2 separate regions of the Mus musculus genome follow, and region 1 is linked to region 2. A link is a loop called in an ENCODE intact Hi-C map of the cell type or tissue named here. Cell type or tissue: left cerebral cortex. All regions are shown on one strand.

Region 1 (2,500 bases), 150 kb before region 2:
CTCAGGGCTTTTATAAATACCAGGCAAGATTCTACTAACTGAGCCACATCACCTGAGTTCACACTAATCATTATGCAAGTATTTCCTAGTTGGATGATCATGATTGAAAAAGGATGTTTCCGCTCTGCCCTCCTTCGTTTGTGTGTGCGTGTTTGTGTCATGGAATGCATGTGCGGAGGTCAGAGGACAACTTCAGGAGCTGGCTCTCTCCTTCTACCGTGTGGGTCCTGGGGACCAAATGTAGGTCGCCAGGCTTGGCTGCAAGCTGCTCTCCCTGCTGAGTCATCTCACAGGTCTTGCTTCGTCTTTTGCTTTGGATTCATTTTATTAAATGCTGAAACACTATTGAAATATCTCATCCTTTAAAAACAACTACAAAACAAAACAAAAAAATCAAAACAAAAACAACAACAACAAAAAAAAACCCACCCCAAATCCCAACCCTCTGAAATTCTCACTGGAGGAAGTTGTTGGTCAATTAGATTGGAAAGCATGACTCAATCAGCTAACTCTCAGAATTTGCTCTAATAAGATTTTCCTTTCTTGTAAACCCGGATACTGCAAGCTTATAAAAGAGCTTTTATGGATAACGTGCTTGCCAACAAAACACTTGCATATTCCTCACTTTCAAATTACACAAATGTTGCTGGATCCTGTTTGTTTGTTTGTTACAAGAATTCTTTTTTTTTTTTTTTAAACCAACCCCTGCAAACTTGCAATGTATGTATGTAAAGTGTCAATTACAAGGAAGGAGTCCTGGACCAAAAAGAAAAAAAAAATGCTGTTCTCCAACCTCATGTAACATTAACGCCCATCTGACAGATTCTTGGCACAGGCAACTTTGGGGGAGGTGAGGGAGCCCACTTCCATACCACACATATATAACAGACTAGACAGGATCGAGTGGGAAGCTGAGTTGCCATGGTGACATTATGGCAGGAAATGGAATTGCGAAGGGTTGGCAATTTTCTTTCCAATCCCCTAGATTTTTTTTTTTTAAAGCATTAATGTAATGAATGGGTTTCCCTTGGGCAGACTTTTGAATTGCCCATACAGGCTGGCCCTGGGCTTCTATTTCATTTTGGTGACAGTAATCTTGTAAGTGAGGGGGGGAGCTTCGTGCTGCTGGCTGGAAAGAATGCTCTCTCCTGTTATGCAAAGAGCCAAGCCTTATGTACACAGAGACCCAAAAGACCTTCCTTCAGTCTGACCTTTGTGCACAGTACAGAGCAGGACTTGGACCAGAAAGCTAGGGACAGTAGGGTGTCACACCAGAGAATGTTATCTAGAACAGACCCTTACCATCTGGACACTGCACAAAGCCAAGACTAGAGGGATATGCATTCATGGTTGGGAGAGGAATTTCCAGAAGTAATGTGCTGATTTTGGTTTGTGTCCACTCCGCTCACCTCTTTCTTTCCTAAGCATCCCCCCTCCCCATTCTAGAGATGGAGAAGGAGGTAAAGCCGGGGAAACTCGGGGATGCTCTGAATGTAAAGTAGATGGTTATATTCAAACAGTGGAGAACAGAAAAGAAACAAGCAACAATGCACCCAAGAAGGGCTGGTACGGCAGTCAAGACACACCAACGAACAGTGATTAGAGTTTAACAGAAAACAGAAAAGCTCATTCTTTATGTTGGCATTTCCACCCACTCAAACCTTGACTGGCCCTTGCTTTAAATCATAGGCAGTTGTAGAGTTAACCCAAGAGAAAATGGAGCCGTTTTTAATGTCCTCTGTTACATGAGCTTTATACTTGGGGTCTTATTTTATTTGGACCACTGTTCCATGGGAGAGGTCTTAGGGGCTCTATTTATAGATCAGAAAACTGCTCTGGGGGGTTGATGCAACTATCCAAGGTCGCACAGGAAGCCAAGGGTCGCAATGAGAGTTCACGTGTAGACTTGTCTCTGAAACACTGGGCTTCATCTACTACGACAAATACTAATCCATACACACATCCAGTACTCTTTTCCAATCAAGACTTCATTTCTGACATTATATATGGACGTAGACTCTCTTCCTTCTCTTCCTGATTGTGCCACTGTTCAGGCGCTGTTCATGCAATTAAAATGAAAATAGGAACTGGTGAGATGACTCAGCATGTAAAGGCGCAACCTGTCACCTGACCCTCCCCCCCGCCCCCACACTATAGCCCGTGTACCTACATGCACGCATATGCAAACCTAAAAGAATATATATATATATACACACACACACATATATATATATATATATATATATATATATATATATATATATATATATATATATATAAAAGGTGAAGGAAAAGAATGTGAAACCCTCTGGCCTTTCTCTACTCATAAACTGCAGTTTTTGGAGAGAATACAACCTTATATTATTTGATGTTTCTATCCTGGTTTAGTGGGTTTTGTGTCTCTTGTTTTGCTTCAGATTGAGTGTTGTTTAGAAGGTTAAGCTAAAAGAATGCTCATCAATACATCCATTCATTCATTATTTACCTATCATCTACCTGT
Region 2 (2,500 bases):
TACACAGACATACATGCAGGTTAAACATTTACATGCCTCAAAATTAACACTGAAAGGCAGAAATTTTAAGTAAAACCTTAAACTACATTACCCAGAGGATGAGAAAGAAAGACACACGACATTGCTGAATTATTCTGAGATGCCCACTAAACTGAGATTTCTGATATAAGCAATACATTCTCATTTACAAAACTTTCTGAAAGAAGGCCATGTATAAGTTTAAAATTTTTCTTCTTGTGTTTGTATGTGTTCGCGTGGGTGCACATGTGTACAGGTATGTGCATATAAAGGTCAGAGGTCAACCTCTCTTGTCATACTTGAGGAGCCTTCAATCTTTTGTTCTTTTCAAACTCTTTTTGTGGCCTGGCATGCACCTTCAGCTGGGATAGCTAGCCGGTGAGTCACAGTGATCTGCTTGCCCCCACCTTTCCAAGTCTTGGGATTACAGGCACACGCTAGCATGCCCATCTTTTTTATGTAGGTGCTGGGGACCAAACTCCAGTCATCACACTTTATACAACAGGCACTTTAGCAACTGAGCCGCATCACCACAAGTCTGTCGTATATACAGTAGTGGCAGAATGGATGCTTCATAGCAATCATGCAGTAGTGTGTCAAGAGAACTGGACAGCCCACATTGGAGCTTCCTGAGACCCAAGGGTGGGAACTCCAGACATCAGTCTACTGGCTTATGGCTCAACTTCTTCATCTGCAATATGGAGGTACTAAAAACACACACTTCACCGGGTCCTTGAGAATGTTAAATGAGCCTCCACCCACCAAGCAATGCGAAGACAGCCCCACCTGGTGCATGGTACCTGGTCAGCAAATGGGCCTGGGAGCGAAGGCTTGGATCCAGGAACTGTGATTCTTTTGTCTCCCTTCGAGCCAGGAACTTGGCAGCTTCCCTAGAATCTGATTTCTTCTCACTTCCCACCTACAAGCCATTGCCAAGTTCTACTGCATCTTCCCTTAAATATCTTTCGCATGCCACACCCCCTCTCTGTTGGCACATTCCTGCCCTCCCCCAGGTTGGGCTCCCAGCATCTTCCTGCCTAGATCACCATCCCAGCTTCCTGACTGCTCTGCCACTGCTGTCTACAACACAGACAAGCAATGAATTGCTCCAGAACAGCCACCCTGCCACCTTGGAGCAGGAATCCGGCCAACCCCTGTAGGATGGCACGCACACACAGGTCTGCATATTCTGCTTCCTCCTGACTTTTTCCGCCAGATATTCAGACCTCCATTCCCCCAAAACATTCCAAAATACTGTCTGCTTTCCGGGTAGCCCAGCAGTTTCTTCATTTTGACCCCTGGGGTCCTAATACTCCTGTCTTGTCCTCCAAAGCTCAGATCCTTCTCTGAACCTGTTCTAGAAAACTGAGGTAGGGAGGTCTCTGTAAAGCTCTTGGGGGTGCTTTTTCTGCCCCGAGGAGGATGATGGAAGGTGGGTCTATCTCTCTTCTCGTCTCTCTTCGGAGCTATCATACTGTTACAACTATTTTCTTTTTTAACTTTGTAGCTAACATCCACTGCCAAATCTGATTGGTAGAACTCATCTCATGCACAATGATTGAATGAATAAACAAATGTAAGAATGAAACAGTGGGAATTTATTCCTACTTCACTATTGATTATTCAAATTCAACATCTCGCAATCAGAAATGATAGTATTCACAGCACTGAATTACTCACATGATTTCCAGTTCATGCCAGTATCCAGCACTGTGTCAGCTATGCCCAGAGACATAAAGAAGAAACTCCATAGAACCTGAGTGTTGGGTGTTCCCTCAGGCAGTCTTCAAGAGTTTGTTTATCTTGCTTTGGTTTGATTTTTGTTTTACCAGATATTGCAAATATAAACAAGCAGATATTCATGTCTGGTGACAAGGTACTACATAAATTAGACTTATTTTTCTTGATGGTTCTCAGTGCAGAAATGCTAGTAGGTCATGGGGGTGAGGGGAAGGGCAGAACATGCAAAGACCATGGATAATGGCAGCAAGGAGCATGCAGAAACCGCAGGGCACTGCCAGAAGTGAACTCATGCCTCCTTTGGTCCGTGGCAGGGTGGGCCTTCTACTTACACACACCTATGGGCCAGTGACATAGTTTCTCTCTGCAAGCTGCCAAGAACAGAGACCTGGCATCACCTAGGTAGGGCATTGTGCCCACTTTGGCTTGCCTTCTTCTGCTGAAAGCCCTAAGCAGCCCATTAGGGGAGGGGTGTGTGCAGGGAAACAGAACTATGTCAGAAAGATCCACAGGGAACTATGGGAAGAACTATCTGTCTTTAAACCAATATCCATGAAAGCTTTGCTTGTAGTCACTTCAAACAAAATGAGGGGCCTGGATAGAGCTCAGCCGGAGAGTGGGCACTGAGCATGTGCAGGGACCTGGGGTCCATCTCCAATAGCCTCCCCACCTTCAACCCTCAATACAGGCTTGAAGATGAATTTCTTAGATGCATTTCTTTTTTTTTAACCCACTTAAAACT

Evidence for each region. Hi-C counts contacts between places; a loop is a spot of excess contacts. Peaks named below come from ENCODE experiments on the same cell type or tissue, not always from the same donor. Only the 100,000 strongest peaks of a DNase experiment are listed, where the experiment ranks them.
Region 1: it touches region 2 in a loop (2.9-fold over the local background); 2 of 42 quality-filtered maps call a loop at or near these places.

The regions. Positions count from the first base shown.
Region 1 is chr10:69,857,777-69,860,276 of GRCm38, reverse strand. The region is part of intron 8 of Ank3 (ankyrin 3, epithelial); the gene reads right to left. Among named protein-coding and RNA genes, the nearest start is that of Gm33416, 7.4 kb to the left of the region's middle. In left cerebral cortex, a CTCF peak has its summit at 957; DNase peaks (open chromatin) are centred at 179 and 883; H3K27ac peaks cover 1,977 bases.
Region 2 is chr10:69,709,492-69,711,991 of GRCm38, reverse strand. The region is part of intron 1 of Ank3 (ankyrin 3, epithelial); the gene reads right to left. Among named protein-coding and RNA genes, the nearest start is that of Gm33464, 150 kb to the right of the region's middle. In left cerebral cortex, no CTCF peak of the experiment used is centred here; a DNase peak (open chromatin) is centred at 985; H3K4me3 peaks cover 1,397 bases; H3K27ac peaks cover 1,393 bases.